2 separate regions of the Homo sapiens genome follow, and region 2 is linked to region 1. Evidence: chromatin loops called from intact Hi-C (ENCODE). Cell type or tissue: K562. All regions are shown on one strand.

Evidence for each region. A loop is a pair of places that touch in the nucleus more often than their neighbours do. Peaks named below come from ENCODE experiments on the same cell type or tissue, not always from the same donor. Only the 100,000 strongest peaks of a DNase experiment are listed, where the experiment ranks them.
Region 2: it touches region 1 in a loop (3.0-fold over the local background); 2 of 110 quality-filtered maps call a loop at or near these places.

What each region holds. Positions count from the first base shown.
Region 1 is chr12:33,586,064-33,591,063 of GRCh38, reverse strand. No RefSeq gene overlaps it. Among named protein-coding and RNA genes, the nearest start is that of SYT10, 150 kb to the right of the region's middle. RefSeq lists a cis regulatory region at 2,322-3,190 and an enhancer at 2,536-3,456. In K562, no CTCF peak of the experiment used is centred here; a DNase peak (open chromatin) is centred at 2,723.
Region 2 is chr12:33,437,675-33,442,674 of GRCh38, reverse strand. SYT10 (synaptotagmin 10) reads left to right here and starts at 2,856. Exons shown (of 7, transcript NM_198992.4): 1 at 2,856-3,303. The coding sequence starts at 3,153. RefSeq lists an enhancer at 3,129-3,945. In K562, no CTCF peak of the experiment used is centred here; DNase peaks (open chromatin) are centred at 2,764, 3,734 and 4,874; H3K4me3 peaks cover 2,544 bases.

The DNA of each region.
Region 1 (5,000 bases):
CATTTAAAAAATATATTTTGATACTAATCATTTGTCAGTTGTGTGTAGTACATGACTTGATATTTGTCAGATTTATTGAATGATGATTTGTGAGTTTATGAGATAGCTTATGAGAGTTCCATATAAATTAAATAGTAATAAATAAGAATGATTACAGTCAGGAGTAAGTATATATAGAGAGAGATATATACAGATATTTATATATATTCCTTAGGTAGTTTTACAGGTGGGTTAGGAAAAGTACAGTCACCCTCAACTTCTCTGGATAACAAAGAATTTGATTATTAAAAATAGTCACTTACCCAAGATGAATATTTATGACAGCAAGATCACATGATTTTATTTCATTTACAACTCAGGTTCCTCTTAGAAAAAAGTGGATGGGAAAGGCCCCACTCCCTTTGAAAGAATGAGATCATTGTATTTAATAAGATCTTTCAAAGAGAGCAAGGAAAATGAAAAGCAGGAAAACATTGCAGGGCAGAAACACCTGGCTATCTTGGCCACACTCCACTTCATTCTTTACTCCAATGCACATGCCTATGTGTTTGTCCTGCCCTTTTCAATAAATGAAGAAGAATAGGTCCACTTGGTTACAAACCCATGAACTCTTCAGCTTTCACCTGTTCTGATTGTTTCTGTGCTTTGGGGAAAGGGGCGTGTTCTGCCCTTTTCCAGGTCCATGTAAGTGTCACAGAGTTCTTGTTAATCATCATTACAAAGTTTGCCCTGTCTTCTGAGGAAAAAAAATCAAATTGAAAAACCTTAAAAGTGTCAAAAATAAATTGTAAATGTGATCATGGTTGTTTCAAAATTTCTGAACATTTTCAGAGCTTTAATATAAAAGCACCCTAAGGCCATCAAATTCAAATTAATCAAAGCCTTTGCAAAGTTTAGTGCTCTATGGTCGAAGGAGTAGCAGATTCTAACATTAATCCACAGGCTTCTAGGAAGCTGATGGAAAAGAATGAAGCCCCATGTAGCTAGGTCTGCTTCCTGCCATTATTCTGTGGTGGAGAGGAAGCAGGGGTTCTCTGTGTGGATCCTTTGCAAGGAGGACCCATTAATGAAGGCAAAAATGAACATGGCTGGCGTGAGGTGGCATATGAAAAAGAGGAACTACAGAAATTTTCACACTTCCAAATGTGTTCCATGTAAAGGGCTACCTTATCTGCAGGTTCATTTTATAGTACGGTGTCATTAGTTATCACTCACTTGGCTCTCCTGCTGCTTCACACATTGTTCCTTACCCATTTCCTTTGGTGTTTCATCCTCCTCTCCCTGACTTTATGAGGTTGGAGTAGGCCAGAGCTCTGTCTTTGCTTTTCTTCTCTTCTTTATGCTCACTCTCTGTGTGGCCTCCTTCAGGCTCATGGGTTTAAGTGCCATCTATTGTGAATCTCCAGTCGAAAATGCTCCCCAACAATAGAGATTTTTTTATTTAACTGCCTACTGGAATCTCTACTTGGGTGTCTAAATACATCTCAAACTCAGAAAAATCCAAACTGAGCCTCTGATGCCCATGCCTCTGTCCCCTGAGGTGTCTCATACAGCCTTTTCCATCACTATTGATGGTCACTTCATCTTTCCATTTATTCAGGACAAAACAAAATTGAGTCTTCTTTTTCTTATGCTCTATATCCAATCTGTTAGAAAATCCTGTTTGTTTTCTATTTAAAATATATTCAGAGTCTAATTGTTTTCCATTGTTTCCACTATTACTGCTCTGCTCCAACCCACTGTCATTTCTTATATGAATGATTTCAATAGTTTCCTAATAGAACTTGTTTTTATAAGCCCAACCCCACTAAGTGAAGCCAGAGCTTAGCAGACAGATTGGTCCTTTCACCATGTATGTCAGATTACAACACTCAAATCTTGTCTCTGTTTTACTCAAAACTCTCCAATGCCTCTTCACACAATGGCCTACTAGGATCTACATCATCTGCCTGAACTACTCCTCTCTTGACATTATCTCTAACCAATTTCCCCTCGTTTATTCTACTCCAGCCACAATGCTGTTCTCAAATACTTAAGCAAATTTCCACCATATGGCTTCTGCACCGTTTGTTCGCTCTGCTTGATTATTCTTCCGCTATATATCCACATAGCTAACTCCTCACCTGTTTCTCAAATGTCACTTTCTCAATAAGCTGTACCATGCCCCTATTTAAGAGAGTGGTCCACCCCCACCAGTCCACCACTCCTGCTCATTGTCCATTCCTTTCACCCTACTTTAGTGCCACACACACACACCTGCTGCACTATAGCATTCCCAGCTTCCAGCAGATAGTACTTCTTTTTTTAATTTTCTAACTTCCTTCCCATAATAGAAATATAAGCTTCATGAAGAGAATGATCTTTGTCTTTTTTTTTTTTTTGGTAAATTTCTGATGTACTCTAACTGTTACCAGGGGGTCCCAGTTACCCCCCAAAATGGGCCTTTTCCTGTTCAGTGTCACAAGCAAGTATACGAAACTGAAAGTGAGCATTAGACAGTACAGGCTTTATCTGATGGCCATAAAATGCAGAAGTGGGAGTGTGGCTCTCAAATCAACTTATCACCTCCTGAGAGAGAACCAGGGAGTTACAGATATAGGGTATCTTCAGTGAAGGGGCTGGGCATTAAAAGCAAGCAGGGGAATATTTATGCTTTTCTTGGTAAGGAATGGAGATTTCCTAGGAGTCGCCTCTTTTCTGTCATTTTTTCATTTCTTCTGGTCATTGTCATGGTGATTATCAACTGTCAAGGCATCCAGGGGTGAGTCATTTGTCATGAAAATTGGATTACAATGAAGCTAGAGATTCATCAGAGGTCAAGCAAACTGCCAACATGGATTTCGCAAGTTTCAACTGGTTTAGTTCTAAGAATAAACTTTTGATCACAGACATGCTGTTTCCTAACAAAGTTAAGGCTGAGTAGGAATTCAGCTGTGTCATGTAGACATTGCCTTGGGCAACAAAAGCAGGGTAGGGGTCCAGCTAAGTCACATAGGCCCTGCAGCCGGTAATAGGAATTCAGCTATGTCATGTAGACATTGCCTTGGGCAACAAAAGCGGGGTAGGGGTCCAGCTAAGTCACATAGGCCCTGCAGCCGGTAATAGGAATTCAGCTATGTCATGTAGACATTGCCTTGGGCAACAAAAGCGGGGTAGGGGTCCAGCTAAGTCACATAGGCCCTGCAGCCGGTAACATAACCACAGACTCAGAGCAGGTGCTTAGTAAATATTTGCTGAATTACTGAATTGGAATTTTACATATTTATAAAAATTATTTAGATTCAGTGTTACCACTTAATGTCTAATTTTTCCCAGGCTTTATACTTAATAAAAGCAAGTATTATGTCCATCTTGTTCACTATTATACCTGTAAACTAGGCATGCTGACCAATATATAATAGGTACTCAAAGAATATTTGCTGAATGTGTAATCACCAAGGACAACAATGACAGATCTTTTAAAATTACTCAAAAACCATATATAGAAAAAAAATCGACAATGTGATTTAATCATGACTAATTCTGGATTTTGAATCCTCTCACCAAAGCACTCCTTTTCCTAGGGCAGATCATGTTACTCCACAAAGGAGCATAAAAGTGGCCAAGTTGTATGCCTTTCCCATAGTTCACACATTAGTCAATCTCAGTCAATCCATTAGTAAATCTTACTGAGAACTTGGGCAGACCTTGTTAACTTTCAGAGACCCTGGCCTTGATTCATAGAAATAGTCAGATGCCTGATCTATGGGTCTAATACCTATATTCCTCATTTGGCAATTAACCTGGAACAATATTGTATTAATTCTAATAATCTTTTAATTTTGTGTTGTTATTCAACTCATGTTTTCTTTTCTTATGTATGTGCACATGCATTTGTTGCATTTCCTCTGAGTAGTTCACAAACTGCTTGAGATCAGGAACTACATCATATTTCTTTGAATCTTAATTACATAATTTTTTGTTTCTTGGGTTTGGATTGCATGGTCATAGGTTCAGCCGTAACTTGAATGTCTATAATTCCTAAATCAAGCTAACGTTAAAAATACAGATGTCGCCAGTAATGTTAATAAATATTTTCCAAACATTCCGATTACCCAGAAGGGACCTAGAAAAAAGGTCAACAAAATTGATCTATGTCAATATTACCAGAATTATGAAACATCCCAAAAGTAGGAAAAGGATTTACGTATAGGGTCCTAGCATTGGGTAAGCATAGAAGGAGACAAGGCTACATATATATAAGCCAAAGCAAACAAAAGTCTGACAAAACCCCTGTGGTTTTAGGAAAACATAAAATATACAGCAATTAGACAAGAACAAGGGGTCATAACAGGCCTTAGCTACGCCAGCCTAGCAAATCCCTTGAAAAAACTGAGCTTGAAATGGTGAAATTCTAAGGATGTACTCCTAAAATAGTCTGCTTTAAATTCAAATCTCCAAGAATACTTGACAATAAGGCTCAAATACTTTAAAAAAGTAATATAAAGATATTCATAAAATTCAACCAATAGCATTATTCATTCTCATTTTTTCTTTCTGAAGGAAATAAAAAGAAACATTAACTTTGCTAGAAAACCAAAGCCCTGAAGGGATATTAGATGGAAGACTCATTTCACAAAGATCCGAATTGCCTGCAGGTTACTGCTGATCTAATTTGAAGTAATAATTTAAGAGAGAAAAGCTATCTATCTCATTATCTGCAACTTTTCATCAAATTATTCTTGAGGGTGCTACAATTATTTTCCATTATGTACTTTGTAAATTAATGTTTAAGTACCACAAAGAAAAGAGTGGTATTTCAGAGTAAAATTTTATTGGATTTTGTTCATCTTCAATTATTGAACCTGCATGATAGAAATGATAATAGAATGTTCTCTTCTTCCAACACTGAAGTGGTATTAATGAACCATTAATATCATCTTTCAAACAAAGAGCTTTCTACTTCTGTGCTCCTGCTCAGTTTGCGTCGAATTTTTCTGCTGTTCTAGCATAGAACAGCT
Region 2 (5,000 bases), 150 kb after region 1:
TCACCAGTTGGCAGTGAGTGGCAATTCCATTTTCTGAATTGAGGAATACGGGACCAGCCCCAAGTGTATACAGAAAGTTACAACTGGTCTGTTATGAATCTGAGCTGCCAATAGAATACAGAAAAGGAAAGTAGTAACACTTGAAGTAAGTTCAAATTTAATAATTTTCTGTGATCTTCATTCAGCTGCTCTGAGATTTCTTCATTTACCTACTCTCTTAGTTCCTGTTTTGGAGGTCAAATAATATTTAAAATTATAGTGTTAGAGTGATTCCCAAGTTCCCCTTACCGTAGAGAGATCTCTGCCTAACAAGCTAACTCTCCCTCCCCCACGATATGAACGAGAAAGGGCAAGAAGGAATTGAAAGAGGATTGAGCAAGTAGGGAAATCAGAGTTTTGAATGTTTAAAATTGTCACTTAACAGGTATGCTTAGTTCACACGGGTTTTTCCTGGGCTCCTTATTTCCAAACCAATCCCTCCTCTACATAACGTAGAGGTCATCCAGAAGGAAGCTGTGACAGAGATCATTACAGCTAGTATTTTTTTGACTAACAATGGCTACTATAGTACTCAGCACAGCCAACAATGCTCAGTAAATATCAGTCTAACCTGCACTCCTCTCCTTTTACTATTTCACCAATTCCTTCAGAGTGTGAGTGGGGAAGTAAATGCAAATCTGTATTGCTTGATTTACTTTTTAGGTTCTTGGTAGCTGAAATAGTTGGAAAAAAAATTTAAAGACTGAAAATTGAAATTCTTGTCATCTTATCCTTCAGCATTGAAAAAGATGACCTTCAATGCAGTTTTTACTTTGCCCAAAATTCTTACCTGAGCTTTTAGTTAGTGACAAACAAAACTGTTTTGATTCACCTGCTAATGAGCTGCGAGATGGTCCAAAGAACAAAGAAAAAAATCAAAACCTGTGATATTCATTTTAGATGAAAGAAAATTTTTTTCAGAGAAATGAATTCAGAAAAACGAATATCCAAGTGAAATTAACTCTGCTTGTTGTGAAAACACAGCAGTAAGAGTAGCAACAGGCCAGGAACAGCATAAACAAATACCAGGAAAGTTATTTTCAGAATTTGTTTACCTAATGTTTAACACTGAAATCAAACACAAGAGGGTCATTAGGGAGACCTTCTGCATTACTCCACTTAAGCAATTAGAATCTGTAAGTAGTATAAAGATAATTACTCATTTGGTCCTCCTACACAGCAATTAGTTCATATGGTAAATATGAAAGTACAGCATTGCATTGCAGGCTGTTTTCTACCGGTCTGTCTGTGTAGACTGTAGCAGAATGGGGGGCAAAAGGCAATTGGAAAGGGCCTTATTAAAGTGTGTTATTTAGTTTTGTGCATACAGTAGATGTTTAATATTTTTTGATTGACAGTGAAATTATTTCTTTAGACAATTTGACTTAAAAACCACCCAAGTCAGTGTGCATAAAGACAAAAACCAAATGAAGCCTGCAGATTTTAGTTTGTCTTAATTCGTGGTAAAAATAGTCCTAGTTAAACCAATCGTCCTATGGATCAGGTCAAAATGATTCAACTAATGAATGCTTCCCTACTGGAGTGCTATGCCTAATATTTATACTAGGTTTACCATAGTCCTGTGCAAAGCAAATAATTTACCATGAACTGATTAGCTGTTTTTAAAAAAGACTACTTATTCTACTAGCATAGACACGCTAACAAGTTCAATGTATCCCACTTCAAAAATAAAGAATCCCTCATCACAAGAGGGTTAAATCAATCCTCAGGTTATGATATGGGATCAAACTCTGCCCGAAAACAGTTTAAAAACCATATAAACATATTATATCCTGAAGCCCATGTTTATTATTTTGTCGCTTTAGTTCTACTGATTTGCACCCATTTGCATTAAAGAATTATAAAAACAGGTGAGCTTAAGACATCCGAGTCCAAATCTCCCATTTTACAGACTCAGGCAAAGACCCGAAAGCAGGCCGGCCGTGGTGGCTAGTGCCAGCATTTTGGGAAGCTAAGGCGGTAGGATTGATTGAGCCCAGGAGTTCGAGACCAGCCAGGGCACCATAGTGAGATCCTTGTCTTTACAATAAGTTTAAAAAAAAAAAATAGCGCCTGGAGTCCCTGGAGTCCTAGCTACTAGGGAGGCTGAAGTAGGAGGATCGCCAAGACCTGAAAACAACTTCAAGGTTAGGCTGAGATGTGTGACAGATTTGAACTTAATCCTGTTCCCTTTAACACCCATGTCTTGTTTTAAGTCGCTAAGAAAGGAGATGGAGGGAGTCAAGTTGTGCATTCTCAATCGCCAATTACGGATTAATCGACAGAATCTTATCTGATTATTAGTACAAATAACATTTTATTTTGTGATCTACCTAAGAGGGTTTGCTTATTCACGCATTCTTTTTTCTAATTAACTTTTTCAGTTTTTCTTCGATTGGGATGACTTTTCCAGAAGGGCAGAAGCAGATAGCACAGAAAGTAGAATACATCCGTGGAAAAGTTGGAGAGACAAAGGCGGCGGGGATGGCTGCACTGATGCAGGGAAAAGTATTGGGAAAACGGAGAGGGCTCCTCGGGCCAACTCTGGGCAACGATGAGCATCCCCGGCCTCGGCAGGGGCGCCGGGCCGCCCGCCCTCCCTCCCTCCCTCCCTCGCGAGTCCCTTCTTCAGAGGACGCGGGGAGCCGGGTCTGCGCGCTCCGCCGCCTGTCACCTAGCGCCCGCGCCGGGCTGCGATTGGACGCGTCGCCGCCAGGCACCCGCCAGAAACACCAGTGCGCTGGGGAGAGGAGGGGGGCGTGCTTGCGAGTCGAGGGCTTGCTTTGGCTTTTTTACGGCTCCCCCCTCCCCTCAGCACTCCATGCCGGGTCTCTAGTTCCAGCGCGCCTCGGCTCGCTCGCGCGGCGGGAGAGTTGGCGCAAACCTCGCGGCAGCCGCAGCCTCCTCGCGCGCCTCTCCTTCCCCTACGCCCTCCGCTCCCGCCATGGGGCCAACGTGGGGCTCCTAAGAGTTGCCGGCTCTCAGCGGCGCAATCTCCAGCCAAAGTCACCGCGGGCGGACTATGGCTTAGGGCGCCAGAGGGGTTAGAGGTACGGGAAGAGGAAAAGACGGCTAACTGGGAAAAAAAGAGAAAACGAAAGAAAAGCCAAACGATGAGTTTCCACAAGGAGGACGGAGTGAACAGTCTGTGCCAGAAGGCTCTGCACATCGTCACCGAGCTGTGCTTCGCCGGCCAGGTGGAGTGGGAGAAGTGCTCGGGCATCTTCCCTCGGGACAGGGGCAGCCAGGGCGGAAGCAGCACAGGTAACCGGGAGGGCTCCGCTCGCGTCCTCGCGCTCCGCTGGGACCCCGCGCGCTAGGCTGCAAGCTCCGGGGTTCTGCGCCTCCCGCGCCGCTCCCGCGGCATATTTGGGGCGCCACGCTTTCCTACCTCGCTCCTTCCTTCGCTCAGCTCCTGACGACTTCGAGGGTGGGGCGTTTGGGTTTTGTTTCCTCCTGTCCACCTGCCGGGCTTCTCCCATTCTCTGGTCCGCTTCCCGCCTCCCGGCGCCGTCTCCCGCTCCCAGCCTCGCCGCGCCTCTCCGCGTTCTCCCACGCCTCCCATCTCCCTCCCGGAGTGGAGAAGTGAGTGCGGGCGGTGACGGCGCCGGGACGGCTCGCGGCTTGGCTGCTTGTGGGGGCGGCTCACCTGTGGGACTAGGGCTGCTCTCGCTCGTTCCACCGGCCGCTGGTCCCGGCCTTGTTGATGGGGGCCAGGCGGGACGGACAAGCCATGCTTGGACGCAGAACTCCCTTGCAGAGGTGGCTGCCTTGGCCTCCGAGGTAACCCGCGGCTGCAACCTGTCGGGCACCTGACAATTTCTAAAGCCCTTTTAATATATATGATTTTCTAGGGTTTCATGACAAAGTTGGTAAAACAAGGATTATTGATCCCATTTGTGAGGCGACACCTAAAGCTCAGAGCACATATCGAAGAAGTGGAAGAGAGGGGAGACGTTTAAAATCCCTAGCACACGCACGCTCTCAGACATCCAACTCACAGACGTCCTCCCTACCCTTCAGGAAACTAGGAAATGGGCTGGATGCAGGAGGATATCGACCGTCGGAAATCTGGAGATGGAAAAAAGTCTCAAGTGGATTTTCCTCAAGGCTTGGGGGTGGAAAGGATCGAATCCAAGCCACTGTTTGGGTCACGGTTGGGGAAAAGGTTGGTGTGTCCAGCCTGCTGTGCTCCTCGGGCGCACGCGAGGTGGATCCCCGAGTTGCGGGCTGCGTGGTTTCAAGAGCCGCTTGAGAGGGTCACTTGTTGCACTAGGAGTCAAAAAACACTGCTTTGGGGATTTTCGACTGGAAGGTTGCCATTCCTTCTCTAGGTTCTTTCCCTTTGCTTTTCCTGTCATTTTGATCTCCTGGCGGGATTTTAAGAGTTGAAGGTAGTCAGGGCAACAAGAGCTGGACAGCCAAGCTCAGGACAACATGGAGCCCTGCGTGCTGGGAGGGAGCAAAGCGGGGCACACTTAGTGAATCCTCTCCACCACCACCCCTGCGTCAAAGCCAAGCGGGGAGTGGGAATGGGTTTAGTTTAGCTTTTACATTCCATCGTTCACATGGGTAGCTGCAGGGTTTGGTATTCTCTGATCCACGGCAACGTGAGCCAAGGGGGCTCTGTCTGCACTTGGCAGAGCTTGAAGATATGCCGCTGCTTGGACCCTGGATAGGGAAACTTTAAAATTTTCTCAGTGTATAAACACAACTGAGAATCATTTCCATTCGTTCAGTAGGTGTTAAATTCCTAGGAGTGTATGAAACTCAGTGGAAGGCACTGTGTGAGCATGTTGTATTCTGTGTCGTGCGTATCGTTGCTAAGTATGAGGTAAAGACCAGAATAGTGTGACCTCAGAGTCCTCTGTGGTGATATTAGATAAGCTTTTCTGAAACGTCTTTAGTGACCCACTTGCTAAAGGTAACACTCAGAGAAGGGGCTACACTGGACGAAATGA